Linked DNA regions of Homo sapiens: region 1 is linked to region 2. The links are chromatin contacts, found by Hi-C or POLR2A ChIA-PET in ENCODE. All regions are on one chromosome and are shown on one strand. The core of a region is the stretch at or near the end of the contact, and the rest is flanking DNA. Distances in the headings are between cores, read along the strand shown.

The links. Hi-C counts contacts between places; a loop is a spot of excess contacts on that map. ChIA-PET counts read pairs that join two places held with the same protein, here RNA polymerase II (POLR2A). Pooled maps may share reads with other maps.
Region 1: a map of Caco-2 shows a loop between it and region 2 (4-fold over the local background). The contact joins the promoter of EFNA3 here to the promoter of KCNN3 in region 2. A Hi-C loop is called at or near these places in 1 of 168 maps with a recorded cell type or tissue (Caco-2), 2 of 37 single-sample maps with no recorded cell type and 7 of 50 pooled maps. POLR2A ChIA-PET finds 5 or more read pairs at or near these places in 1 of 52 experiments (activated T-cell).

What each region holds. Positions count from the first base shown.
Region 1 is chr1:155,077,054-155,084,597 of GRCh38, forward strand. It overlaps EFNA3 (ephrin A3), which reads left to right and starts at 1,784. Exons shown (of 5, transcript NM_004952.5): 1 at 1,784-2,016. The coding sequence starts at 1,889. All of the region lies in intron 1 of EFNA4-EFNA3 (EFNA4-EFNA3 readthrough), which reads left to right. RefSeq lists silencers at 1,703-1,862, 1,893-2,042, 3,919-3,988 and enhancers at 4,907-4,986, 7,258-7,544.
Region 2 is chr1:154,865,709-154,872,722 of GRCh38, forward strand. KCNN3 (potassium calcium-activated channel subfamily N member 3) reads right to left here and starts at 4,573. Exons shown (of 8, transcript NM_002249.6): 1 at 3,324-4,573. The coding sequence starts at 4,256. RefSeq lists enhancers at 60-129, 2,397-2,916, 4,324-5,280, 4,353-4,442.

The sequences.
Region 1 (7,544 bases), core at 534-3,033, 210 kb after region 2:
CGATAAACAGGGATATATCTTTTCTAAAATGGAATTTAAAGTCCTAGACCAAACCAGCAAGTTCCTGTTCACTATCAATATGAGCAGCGTCTCTGCCAACTGTGGGCCCCTACAGAGAGAAGCTGCCCTTGTGGAGCAGGGAATATGATTTGAGTGGAGGGGGCTGGGATTTGTGGCACCTGGAGTAAGCAGGTTAGCATCATTTGGGTGAAACAAATCTCTCTGGGGATGAGGAGCCTGCAGGGAGGGAGAGCTGTTTGCAGAGTCCCCCACTCCCATCCCAAGGGGCCTAATTTATTTGCTGGCTCCTGAGAAGGAAGAAGAGATCTCCTGGGGTGGAGAGGAGCCCAGAGAAAACAGAGACTACTCTCACCTGGCAGCAGTCAGACACTGAACCTATTCTGGATAGCACCGCCCCTGCCCCCAGCCTAGCACCTGAGGCTGACTTGTGGTCAAGACTCTGTCCTGCCACAGATAAGCAGATAGGGAGGTGCCTGCATGTTCCCTCTCCTGAAGGATAGAAGCAAAGTAGCAGCATGCCTGTCTCCCTGGACACAGGTGGTTGGCTTGCGTTCTGAGAACCCAGTCAGGCCTGGTTCCGCCTGGTCTGGGCCTCTCCAAAAGAGAAGAGATAAGGGACAGATAGCCCTAGGTCTGGTTTCTGAACCCTTTTCCTGAACTTCTACTTCCTAGAAAGAGAGAAGAGGAGAGCAAGGAACTGTGTGTGTCAGGATGCATGTGGGTTTGTGTGTGTGTTGTGTGTGGATGGATATAGGTGTGTGCTTGGGTGTCTCTGTGCCTGATCTCTAGCAGTCTGATAGTACCCTTTCCTATGTGTGTCTGGAAGGTGTACCTGTGTGTCCATATGTCTGTGTCAGGCACCTGTGTCTCTATGTTCTCTGCCTTTGGGTGACTGTGCCTTTTTTCCTGAATGTGTGTGTGTGATGTGTGTGCTTGGGTGTCACTGTGAGGACAATGACTGTGGTGAGAGCTGGAACACAAGGTGCTCTGCCCTCTGACTCAGGATCAGCGTCTCTGAGAGTAGGAGTGAGAATCCCTGGGGACAACCCTGGCTGCCCCGGGAGGGGCCCTGCCTAAGTGCCAGTGAGGAATCCTTTGTAGGTGTCCAGGGAACCCTGCTTTGCCCCAGCTGACTCTCTCCTTGACCCCCTCCTGCGCCTTGGGTTCTGGACCACTGAAGACTCTTACAGCTCCCAGTATTGACATTCTCAGGGGCTGAGCTCTTTTACTCTGCCTCCAAGATAAACAAGCCTCATGCTCAGCTGGGGGCTTCAGGTCACCAGCTGTCAAAGCCTTGGTGCCAGCTGAGGACTTCTCCACCACCCTTCTGTGCCCACCTGAGTCCTCATGCACACGGGAAAAGGGGGCATGGACGCAGCAGAGGGCCACAGTTTTCAGAAGGGAAGGGGTCCAGCCCTACTTACTAAGAGGTCCTGGATCCCCAACTTCTTCTCAAGTCTTCTCCTTCCCCTCATTCCCAGAGATGATTGGGCTTCCCTGAGATCGAGATCCTTATCTTGGGTTCCCAAATCCTTCTGGGAAATTCAGCCTGGGGAGCAAAAGACCCAGGACCAGTTGTAGCAAACTGAACTCAAGAAGGAGAGACGAGGCACGCGCTGGTCTTTCCCGAGGGGGCAGTACGGTCCCCACCTCCCACGCGTCGCGCGCTCCCGACCGGAGCGGGACGGGGCCTGTCGGGGGCGCGCCAGGGGCGGGGCTTCGGGGGCGCGCCCAGGAGGGCGGAGGGAAGGGCTGGGGGCGTGGCCTAAGGCTGGGGGCCGACGGCGGCGGCAGCAGGGAGCTGGGAAGCGGAGAAGCCGGGAGCGCGGGGCTCAGTCGGGGGGCGGCGGCGGCGGCGGCTCCGGGGATGGCGGCGGCTCCGCTGCTGCTGCTGCTGCTGCTCGTGCCCGTGCCGCTGCTGCCGCTGCTGGCCCAAGGGCCCGGAGGGGCGCTGGGAAACCGGCATGCGGTGTACTGGAACAGCTCCAACCAGCAGTGAGTCGGGGACCCTGGGAGTCCGCGCGTCCCGTCTCAGTGAGAGGGGGAGCCGGTGGGCCCGAGAAGTCCTGGGGGATCCCGGGGTGGGAGTCCTGGGAGACCAGAGCTGGGGGCTGGGAGGGGACGGAGAGGGGGACGCACTCTGTGGGCGTCTAGGAAACTCGGGGGTGTCTGAAGAGGCTGTTGGGCTATAGTAAGGAGCGCTCGGGCCGTGTGGAGGAGGCTGCTGGAGGGGCCCCCCACCCCATCTTGGCTTCTCTCCGCACCCGCCGCTGGAATAGCATGCCCCTGTCCCATAGTCCCACCAGTTGGGCTGGGGTTTGGGGGTAGCGCTGTGCTGGGGATAGGCCGCTGCATTTTGGGGCCCAGGGATGACCTGTTTTTGGCCATGAGGGCTTCCAGGGGTTCTGTCTAGGACTCCTGCTTTTAAAAGTGGGGTCCAGAGCTGAGGCAGGGAGTCCGACCGAGCACCTCCCTAGAAGGAAGGCGAATGGGTTGTCTTGGTTGTGTGGATAAGCCCGGCTAGGGTGAGCTAGGGCTGGGTCGCTGAGTTGGGGGGCCCTGGGAATGCTGCTTGGTTAGGATGGGAACGTGGGGTACCGGCGAGACGGAAGGCGGCAGAGAGATGTCGGTGTGTCACACACGCACACACACGCCCGGGCTGGGGACGGCGAATGGCTCCAAGTGTGAGCGGGCGTGCGCGGCTGTCAGTGTGCGTGTGTGTCTGAGTGTGTGATTTGTGTGTCTGCGTCGGCGATCGTCTGGGGGTGGGAGCGGGCTGCGGGTCGGGGAAGGGGCTGCGGTCGCTGTCCGCGCGGCCAGCTGCGTCTGGGCTGGGGTGGCTGTTGGCGCCGCCGCGGTCTGGGCGGGTGTCAGGGCGGCCGTGTGGTTTCCCGGGGTGTGTGGCGCGGTGGCCGGGTGCTGGCTGCGGGGCCGGGTCCTCATTCTGCTCAGTCCTTGCTGCCCTTGTCTTCTCCTCCCCGCCAAGCCGCCGTGTGTATCTCCCTGGCCACATCAGTGTGTGTCTGTGTGTTAGTAGGGGGAGATCCCTGGGGACGCGGGGGTCACTGTCACACCTGCCCGGGCGGTGGCGGCAGCACTGCCTCTGGCTGCCCACCCCAGGGACCGACCGACCAGGGAGCAAATGGCCAGACCCCAGGGGAGGGGACCGGGAGGGCCGGGCGGCCGCGACCCCCAACCTCTCGGAGGAGGGGCTGCCGCTCGCCGCTCCGCTCTTTGTTGTTTGGGGCTCCGCGCCTCCCCCTCTCTCCCTCCTCGCGCCCGGAGTGTCAGACTGGGGGTGGGGATGAGCCAACGACGCCCCCCTCTCGCTTCCCATGGAAACCTCGGGGGTGGGGACGTGGCCCCTCCCCCCCGGAGCGGGACTCCAAGAACTCCGGGGGGCGCTGGGGGCTGACTTTCCAGCTCTATCTAGCTCAGCCCCCTCCCCCAGACTCACACGTCCGCCCCCCACCCCGCTAGAGTCTGGCGGGGAACGGAGAGCTCGCAGGTGAGGGGCCCCGGGTTCCCCGCCACCCTTGGAGCACCTCAGCGTTCTTAGGGGAAGCCAGAGCCGGGGAGGATGCGGGAATAGGTTTGGTGGGGGGAGGTGTTGATCAGGTTCCCCTCCCCCGCATACACCTGGGCGCAGGTGAAAGCTCAGGGAGCGGGTGGGGGAGCCCGGGTTCCGGGAGCCTCCTTTCTGTCCTCTCTACTCCGTGCGGGCCTGGGCCGGCAGAGGTAGGAGGGGGCGCACACCGGGCCAGGAGGCTGCCGCCGCCCCCGCCTCGCTTCCCGGGCCTTTGTTGCCGCTGCGCCCGGGCTCCCCGGCTCCCTCACTGCGGCAGCCGCGGCCCCATAAATCGTGAGAGCGACGTGCTCCGGAGCCGAGAATGGAGAGGGCCGGGGAGCTGGGGGCGGGGCCGACCGAGCCACAGGCTCCCGCGCCCCCTCCCCCTAGTCACGTGAGCTGGGCTCCTGGCTCCCACCTCCCGTCACGTGCGGAGGGTCTCTGCCCCTTGGGGTCACGTGGGGAGGGTCTTGCGACCCCGCCTCCTGGGGGGGTCACGTGCGTCGGCCTCCTTTGACAGACCTGGGGACTGTGCCTTGCACACCGGCCGCGACCTAGCCCTCTGCCCCCCACTCAGTACTTCCATTTAGTCCCGTGGAACAGGAGAGACCTGTTCCCAATCTGGCCCAGAAACTAGGGATGGGGGGACTGTATTGGAGCGATGCATTAGAGTATGAGGTCGAGGAGTCCCCTAAGCCGGGAATCGAACTTGGTGAGGGGGGTTGGGACGGCCGATGGCCAAATATATGCCCCCTGGCCTGTGTTTCATTTCTTTGCAGAACTGAGCAAGGATGTTGGTATTTGCTCCGTTCTCAAGGAGCTTCGGGAACATCTTTCTATATAGCTGTCTCTCGACCTATCTCTGAAATGCTTCTGTTGCTGATCTCTCTTTCATTCATGCATTCATTCAACAAATATTTATTGAGGCTCTACTACGTCCCTGATGGTCTTTCTCTGTGTTTTCTCCCAGTCTCTGAGTCTCAGCCTTGCACCCTTCCCTGTCCCTGCTTCTCTCCTTTGCGTCTCTGTCTCCGTCTCCGCCGTCTGTGGGCCTCTCTGGCCTGCCTGTCTCTCCTGTTCTCCAAGACTCTCGGTTCTCGTTCTCTTCCCTGCCTCTCTCGGTTTCTGCGTCTCTCTCGCACTGTGTCTCCCTTCCTTTCCCCTTTCAGTGAATCCGGCCTCTGCCACCCTCCCCTTGTCGGTGTGTGTCTCCCCCTCACTCCGTCTCTGTGTCTCGCTTTCGGCAGGTCTCTCGCTCCTCTCCGCCGCTGCAGATCAATAAACCTTCGCCGCCGCCGCCGCCGCTGTCGCAGGGAGGAGGGGCGGAGGTGTCGGGCGCGCTGATTCTCCCCCACCCGACGCGGCCCAGGGAAGCCTTGCGCCCAGACCTGGGCTGTCCAGACTGGGACGGGCGGGGCGCCGAGGCCCAGGGCGCCTGAGGGGCGCAGAGGTGTCAGCGTGCAACCGCCGCCCCCCAGCGTTCCCGCCACCACCGCCACCACCCTCAAAGCCCGGGCGCGCGGACCCCACGCCGCGCACACGTGGTCCGGCCTCGCCTGCTGGAGCGGGCGGCGCGCAGCCTCGGGGGCGCGCGCTAGAGGGAAGAGGAACCCGGGTCTACATTCGTCCTCCACCCCTGTAACTCTGCAGCCCGGCGTCTAAGACCGGGGCTGGGGGTGGAGGATGGCGAGGATTTGACAAGTTCAGGGCCCCCTGGGATCCTTTCCCTACTCCCTGGTCTTGTTGGACACCCTGTTTACCTGCCCTAATTGCCCCGGGCTGGGGGAGAAGTTTGCTCCTTCCCCGCTCCGCCCGCCTGCCCCCTCCGCGGACACTCCGGGTTAAGTGGAGCCAGGCGCGGGCCGGCAGGGCACTGAAAGCGAGAGAGAGGTGTCGGGATGCGCCTCAGAGGCTGTGAGAGCCAGGAGAGACCGAAATAACGGGGTGAGGGGACACCCCCTCCAAATGGGGTGTGTCGGCATTCGCCTTTCTGCAAGAGAGGCGAGAGGCTATAGGGGATGAAGTGGAGCAAGAAGAGAGAACAGTACGAAGGGGCAGGGCACAACCCGGTCCCCAGGTCCCAGCCCACCCCCACCCTTCCGCAGGAGGCGCGGCCCTAGAGGCGGGGTTAGCTGCGGAGCTTCGCGTGGGCCCAGCGGCACCTCTCTCTCCGCACTGCTAGGGAGAAGGAGGGAGGATGACAGATTCAATTAAAGTGCCCAAGCCAAGCAGACACGTTGGGTCTCCAAAGAGTTGTGGCTGGGAATTCCTGGCTCTCACCCCGTTTGTCCCCGTGCCCTCTGTGTACCAACTGGGCCCAGCCACCCCACCGGCAGGTCTTTCTCTCACATGCCCAGCCTTGGGGGGGCATTTCAGGAGCTGTTCCTGCCACCCAGCGCAGGAGTACATAACAGATGGCTTCCCTTCACCTGTGGTCGCCCTGCAACCTTTTTTATAAGGCTAGTCCTGCCCTGTTGAGGAAATGGAATTACCTGTAGGAATACCTTGGGTGTTGGCTTCCTCCCTGCTGGAATGGGGTGTGTTGTAGGGGGAACTGGGCGGTACAGCAGGGAGGGGCTGCTTCAGAGTGGGACTGGAAACATGGGTGAGGCTCAAAGACAGAGATCCCAGTGTGGCTGTGCAGCTGCTCCAGACCTGGCACCCTCACCACTGGAGGCCCCCTCCCCAAGGCCTGAGGGGAGGAACAGACTGTGGGTTGGTGACGGACAGGCAAGCCTAGGATGGCAGTTTGGAGCCAGGCCTGGTCTAACCCGTTTTCCTGCTCCCAGTGCCGCAGGCCGAGGCTCCTGCCCACCTGAGTGCCAGGGCAAGGGAGGGGCCTGAGTGACCCATTAATCCCATGGGAACAGAGTGGGGCTGGTGGCATTCCTGATGACCAAAGGAGGCTGTGCCAATTCTTACTGGGGTACCCAAACATCAGCTCTCTGCCTGCCTCACTGTCAGGCTTGGAATGGGTTGCTGGTGGAGGGGACAGCACAAGCAAAGCCAAGGAAGTGGGGTCAGGGGGGAGGGACCCCCAAGGCCCCACCGTGTGCAGAAGCCTCCACGCTCATTTCTTTAATGGATCTAATTACTGTTTGGGGAACTGGGTGGTGCCTGGTGACATAGGGAGCCAGTCTCTCCCCCCAGGGAGCTCCCAGGGACTAGGGACCCCGTGGTATGACATTTTGCCAAGGACCCCATGCCTTTCTGTGTCCACCACTCTCCTTGCACTGCCAAGATATGTGCATTCTTACGCTAAAGAAATTAGGGAAAACTCCTGCCCCCTCTCCGAGTTTCTTTCTCCATTCAGAGGTTTCTCCATCCCCACACCGCTCACTACTGCCATCGAGGGTGTTAAGACCAACACTTTGATGGTGACTAGCAAGGCAGGTGGGGATTACAAGGGACCCAGCATCTGCTTCTCTGTCCCAAAGAGGGATCAGGGAAATAAGAGGCGCAGCCATCTTGTCTAGGCCCTGTGCCCACTGCTCTGCCCAGCATCATTAAGGGGGGCCGTTGTGCCAGGTTGAGGAAGGAGGTGCACAATGAGACAGAAGTTTGGGCTGGTTGGCATGATGCCATGTGGAGTCTTGGTACTGAGTCCCTTAGCGCCCTCATGTGTTTAAAGTTCCTGGGAGCCTAACTGTCCTTGGCCTCAGGGTGGGGTCTCTGTCACGGGACTCAAGGTACAGAAGCCAGTGATACTGTAGTATGGGGAGGGCAGGGGGAGACCCCCAGATTGGTGGGGTCAACCAATACTGGCATGCGGGCCAGCACACATACAGCCCAGCTTTTCTGTGTGTCTGCTGCCTATGAGTGGGCGGTGGACATATTTGTGCGTGTGCCATAGAACTTATGCATGTATATGCATGAAGCCGCCATACATGCGTCTGTAAGGGCAGGTCCTGTTGGACTGGCCTCCGGGGTGGACTGGCAGCCGCAGGGAAGCATG
Region 2 (7,014 bases), core at 3,323-5,822:
TACTTCCCCAGCAGCAGCCACCCGCCAAACATAGGTGAACAGCAAGGCCACAACCCCACGGAAAAAAAAGCAGAGAACTTCAGAAAGCAGCAGCTCAGGCACAAGGTTAGTTAATCTTCAATCACCTGGGGAAAAAAAAAGTTTGTCACCTCCCAAGGGCCTTTGAGTGGGAGCTGCCACTGGATGGGCAGAATTACCTAATCTGCCTGGTACCCCTGAGGTTGCCTTGTCCATCCGCCTGCCTCCAGACTGGTCAGCAGGGCCAACCAGGCACACAAAGCTCTCCAGCAAAAGAGTGTCACCCATCCCTCCCCAGGGTCCACTGAATGTCCCTGAGCTCTCCTGGGCTGTGACTAACCCAGACCATGGAGGAGTAGAGACCACTTCCTCCATGAAACTGGGACACAGATATTCACCTCCCCCCAAGAATAAACCATGCTTAAAGGTGGTCTCTAGTCAGACCCAGTCCCTTCTCAGGACTTCTTCCCTCCCAGATACAACTTCTCACTCCGTTGACAAGTCTTAGATCCCAATCTGTTAAAGCTCCAACTAATTTTACAGCCAGAGTTAGATAACAGGAAAAAGATATCTCCTTTCCTCTCATCATTGTCATCATCAGTAACAATCACAATAGGTCCCATTTGTTGAGCAGGCAGATACGTGCCTTACACGTCTCTAATTTAATTCTCCCTACTCGACAGCTGGGGAAACAGGCTCGCTAAAGCTCCATGACTTATCCAAGATCACACAAATAGTAGTGGCAGAGCTGGGATTCCAACTCTGGCCCAGTTCCTTGAAATGTTCCCATTTGCCTCCAGGAGAGAGGGATATCTATCTTGGCCCTGCAGTGTGTACAAGGCCTGGTACATAGGAGACACCCAGAAAATACTTGTTTCATAAATGACTCAAAACATGGATGGACAGTGCAGGGATGGGTGAATGAGTGAGCAAGTTAAATGAGCTCTGCTTATCTCAAGACCAGCCCCAAGGCACACAGGAAGTGGCCGCTGAGGCAAGAAGGACCTCTCAGCTACTGCCCCCTCGGTGCACGCCACTGCTGCTATGAGGGTCTGTGATTCAGAAATGCGGGGAGCCAAGCACCTCAGGTGGCCTCCCCTTTCATTCACCTAAAATCTGCCTTCCGCATCTCTGGGAAAGCCCCTTTCCCTGAGCTCCCCCTCAGGGGTGGCACCTGCCCCAGGCAGGGAAGAGGGCCTGATCCTGCAGAGTGGTGACTCTCCCGTCGCGTTAAGACAAATGTGCATAGATCCCACACTGGGATCTGTGCACAGCCACTGTCTCTGGGAATAGCCGTTTCCTTAAGAACTCTGACTACGGGTGTCACTGAAAGAGAAGGTGCTGGGATTGCCCCTTCCCCACACCCCCCTTGCATTTGGGCCTTCATCAGTTTTCCCCAGTGAGGGCCCCTGGTCTCCAAGGGAGGACTGGAGAGAGCCAGGGCTGTGACCAGGGCAGCTGCCAGTCCTAGCGAGGCTGCCAGCCCCATATCCTGGAGCGCCCAGCAGGAGAGGCGGTTCTGAGAAGGCAGCGAGCAGAAGGACCCGCAGACGCAGAGGCTCATTACAGGGAATGACTAAGTGAGCTGCGCTTCCAAGGGAAACCCCACTCGCTTCTGCTCGCTGAGACGCTCATCCTTGAGCTATTTTGACTAAGGCGGCTTCCAGGTGCTGCCCTCCGCTGGGGCAGCCCACTGAGAGAGCAGCCGGGTTGCTGGAGGACCCTCTGCCTGGAAGTCTTGGTCCTGGCTATTCAGGTCGTCTGACAGGTCTGCCCCACCCGTTTCCAGGGCGGGAAAGTCTGCCCATCACCGATTAAAGTGAGATGCTGGGAATGGGGGAAATCCGATCAGCACCTCCTAGGTTTTTGCGGCTGGATTTCAATAAGGAATGTGACAGTCTCGCAGCAGCTGTGCCCTGCCTGAAACAAGCTCTATTTGAAACCTCCAACAGCTGAACCCCTCCCAGCTACCCGATGGCCAGCCCGCCCAGCCACCCCCCCACCAAGCCACCCCCTGCCCCAAATGACAAATAAATAGAAAAACCCAAGCAACAAGCAGGCGCATGCATACGTACAAACATTACGCACATACACACACACACACCAACAAATTGGGGGTGGGGGTATCGTGGAGCCACTTGTCCACCGATTCCCAGGTCTCCAAGCCTTCCAGCCCACAGCAGGAGAGCTCCCCGGCAAGCAGAGCATCGGCAGAAACCCACCTTCCTCCATCTCCACTCCCTCTGGGAGGGAAACCCCCTCCTCCGTCTTGGGGCTGGACTGAGAGGCTGGAGCAGTGGGGCCAGCTCCCCGCTAAAGCCAGTGCCTGCTGTTCTCCATCCGGGCGCGCACTCACACACACACTCATCTTTATTTATCCCAAGGAGGAGTTGAGGTGGGAGGGGAGAACTGGGGCTGAGCTGGGGCGCGGGCTTGTGGGGACCGCCTGGGAAGCCCTGTCATCCCGTCCCAAGGAGAGGTGCTCCCCCAGCTGATTCCAAGGCGGCGCCCAGCTGCTCTGCCCAGGTAACACCTGTAGCCATTTTTATCAGGAGATGTTTACGAAGCAGCAGCAGGTTTATTCTGAGTCCTCTCTCCTGAGGGAAAGGACCACTGATTTCCTCCACCTATATTTTTACCCCATGCCCTCAGGAGACCCAGGTCATGGATGGTTTTCTATTTTGCCCGAGACTCTCTGAGAAGAGGAGGGAAACAGAAACTTGGGAAGAGATGGAGAAGACAGGGAGAGAAGGGACTTGGGCAATGGTACGGAATCCCCACCCCCCACCCAGACATTTATTTCTTTTTTATCCTCAGGAAAATGGAGTGGAGCAGGGAGGGGAGGAAAGAAGGGGAAGTCGCAGGAACTGGCAAACACATGAAGGCGGAGTGTAATTAATTGGTGCGTTAAGCTGCTGGGTTATGCTTTAGTACGAGTGAGCCAGGAGGAAAAGCGATTTCTCAGAAGGGATTATTGAATCCTCCCTAACAGAGAGTCTGCAAATTAGACACAGTGTGTGGGGATGTCCCCTACCCCCCAGAGGAAGCTAGGAATGAATTCTCCCGGGATCAAGAAGGAAAACCACGGGAAGTTAGAGTGTTGAATATAACTGAGCAAGCGCCTCTCACCACCACCACCACCTCTCTCTCCCAGTCTCCCTCCCAATCTCTCAATCTCTCTCTCTCTCTCTCTCTCTCTCTCTCTCTCTCAATCTCTCTCTCTCACAATCCCCCTCTCTCAATCCCTCTCTTGCTACCTACATATTCCTTTTGTTCAAGGTATAAAGAGAAACCACAGCCCCTACCTTTGAGTACAAACCCCAAGAGAGCTCGGTCTCTATCACCATAACAACAATTCCAAACATCCCAAAAATCAGAGCATAGTCACTCAGTCGCTTTCTCTTTTCAAACAGGGCCCTCCTGTGTCCCAGCTTATAGCCAATGTTTTGGTTTTTCCGCTTGTTGGCTTTGGGGAAGGTGGTGCTGCTGGCGGTGGTGCCGGCATGCTGGTGGTTGTGGGTGGCATTAGGGTGATGGAGCAGGGTCTGGTGGGCATGGTTGTCCTCCCGGGAGGAGATGACGATCTCCGGGGGGTTGCTAGGGCTGAAAAGCTGGAGGGGTTGGCCCTCAGTCTCGGCCTCGATGAGGTTCCTCCGGGAGGCGCTGAGGCGGCTGAGGGGCTTCATGACCCCACCGCTATACTTGCAGGAGCTCATGGCGATCTCCGTGAAGGGGTTGCTGTCCCGCCGGTGCACCAGGGGGCTGGCCTGTCGGTGCCGGCTGCCTCCGCCAGGCCCACTTGTAGCTGTGGAACTTGGAGAGTGGCCAAGCAAGTGGTCATTGAGATTGAGCTGGCTGCCTTGCCTGGAGGAAGGGTGGAGGATGGCGGTGGAGTTGGACGAAGGGGGGGCCCTGAAAGCGGTGGGAGAGGAGTGCAGCAGGCCAGGGTGGACGGGCTGGCTCTGGAGTTGGGCGAGCTGAGACAGGGGATGCGGTGGCTGCTGCTGCTGCTGCTGCTGCTGCTGCTGCTGCTGCTGCTGAAGCTGCGGAGGCTGAGGCTGCAGCGAGGGTCCCAGGGGCTGCTGGGGGGCTGCTGGTGGCGCTGGCGGTGGTGGCTGCTGCTGCTGTTGCTGCTGCTGCTGCTGCTGCTGCTCATCCCCAGAGGATGGACAGGGGCACTTGGGGTCTTCATCCAAGTCCCCCACCCCCGAGTCATGGAAGTGCCCAGAAGTGTCCATCTTGGGGCCTGGCTGTATTCCCTGCAGCACAAGCCCCCACCCCAAAGCCACCCTCGCTCCAAAGATGTCCTCAAAGAAAGCCAGGCATCCAATCTCCCCCACCAGTATCTTGGCTCCAGTCCTCTCTTTGGCTTGCTTCGGTTCTCTGGGGCTGCCTGGAGTCCAGACGCTGCCACTCAAGAATGCATTGTATTGGGCAGGGAGGGAGAGCAGGAGGGGAGCTTGGAGAAAGAAGAGGGGGTGAAAGAACTCTCTCAGGAGGTGGTCCTCTAGGAGCGTGTGAGGCCAGGCTCAGCTTCACTCCTCGCTGGCTCAATAGCTTCGCTCGCCTCCTCCTGCCACTGTTACATTGTAAGCCAAGCCCACTTATTAGCAGCTGGTCTCATTGGCTTGGCTTAACTCTCCAACCTCCTCCTAGCTCCGCCCCCCGCATAGGCTCCTCCCCAGAGGAGGGGCCTGGCGTCCTGGGCTCCGGCCCCAGTGGCGGCGCAGCGAGGACTGGGAACTGTAGTTTTTGCTCCCCCACCCCGGAGCTGAGCCGCTGTCCTCTTTCCTCTGACAGGTATGGCCACAACCCTTAAGCCCACGGCGATAAGGGATGTTCGCTCACGCTGGGCGATGGGGAGGAGGGACAGAGGGCCTCCGAAGGAGGGGAGGTGTGCACCCTGATGAGGGGGCAGACGGAGGGGAAGGCAAACATTTATTAACCACCAGGGTTTACGATAGGTTGTTTCACATATATTATCCGGATACAGTCTCCAAACACCCAAGGAGGTGGGCAGTATGGTCTCATTTACAAAGCCTGATGCTTAGAGGTGTTGAGTAACAACGTCAAGGTCACAGAAGCAGGGGGGATCCACACCTTCTAACACCCGGTGGATAAACTCACCTACCATTGACTGAGTGCCTACGCCTCGTGTTCAGGGTCCTCTCTGTTATTTCCAACCCTCACATCAACCCCACAAAAATGATGTCATCACTCTCCTTTTACAGATGAAAATTGGAAGAAGAAGAAGAAGAAGGAGAAGGAGAAGAAGGAGAGAAAGGAAAGTGGAAAAAACACTCAAACGCTCAAACATAGATATGTAACTTGTCAGATGTCATCCCGCTTGTAATTAAAGATGCTGGGATTTGAACTTAGTCAGTCTGACCCCACAGATCAGATACTTTCTCCCAGGATGCATTTCCACTATGATATTCAGTACAAAGTGGTTGTTCAATAAATATTGTTCAAATGTTAGTTGGGGAAAACAAAAGAGAAGCTGCTGAGGAAGAACTGGCCTCTCCAAAGCAGGGTGTGTGAAGTGGACCATGGCTCCAGCCCCTTCCCTAACAGCTGGGTGTGTAGTCACAGGGGGATCTGGCAGGAAGACTGAAGATTCCCCCATGGTCATTCCCTGCCTGATTTGCCCCATGGGGCTCTGAGAGTCAGAACTAGGAACAGCTGCTGGCTTCCCAGGTTCAGAACCATCATCATCAAGTATTTATTAAGCCCCCACTGTGTGCAGAGGGGGTTCCAAAGGATGGGACCAGAGCTGAATTCATTTTCATTTCTAACCACAGCAGCCTTAGGAATCAGAAAGGAAGTCACCATGAGGGAATTCCCCAGAACACCTGGGGTTTTAAAAGGCAGGCCTCTTCCTCTCTGGCTCTTGATTCCCCATCACCCTTTGGCCTCTGTCCAGCTCCCTCCCTCGATGGGAAGAGGAAAGGGTAGGAGATCCATGCACACATACACAGACACACATCCAGAAAACATGTAAGCAGGTGGACATATGTGCACATGTGTACATGGTTGTGTGCACACACTAGCCCATGCATGCACACATGCACACATATACACATAGGAAGCTCCTAAAACAGCATTCCTGACTGGTAAGCAGCAAGTGTCCAGATCAGGGAGGGACAGAGCCCCCCCAAAATGAGCCCAGAGTCCCCTCTGTATATCAGTTCTCACCTCTCCAATCCCCCATTAACCCTGATGATTGAGAGCTAAATATTACTTGTAATACAAGCCACGACCCCAGATACGTGACAATTACTCTTGCACAATAATCTTGATTCTGGCCAGGCATGGTGGCTCATGCCTATAATCCCAGCACTTTGGGAGCCCAAGGCAGGAGGGTTGATTGAAGTCAGGAGTTCGAGACCAGCCTGGACAACATAGCAAGACCCAGACTCTACAAAATTTTTTAAATTAGCTGGACATGGTGGCGAGTGCCTGTAGTCCAGCTACCCAGGAGGCTGAGGGAGGAGGACTGCTTGAGCCCAAGAGTTTGAGGCTGCAGTGAGCTGTGATAGCGCCACTGCACTTCAACCTGGGCGACAGAGTGTTACCCTGTCTCTAAATATATATATATATAAAATAATAATCTTGATATCAATGACATAATCATTTCCCCTACCCCTGCCAACACACACACACACACACACACACACACACACACACACACACACACACACACTAGAAGTCACAGTACCAGGCCTCAGATGCAAGCCTGGGGTCTCATGTGTTTTCCCATGACCAAGCCCTCTAGAACCCACCCCCAACCCCTTCAGCATCCTCTGCCTTCCCTGCCCTTCCCTTCTGTATTCTTGATTTCCCTCCCTCTCCTCCATCCGCAGACAGAGCCACCTGCTTGGTTCAAGGCTCCAGATCGCATACTTAGGTTTAATGATCCTCTAATAAATTATCATGAATATGTTGTTAGTAGCAAAAATGTGCTGTTCGTGTTGGTTTTTTAGTGTTGGATACAGT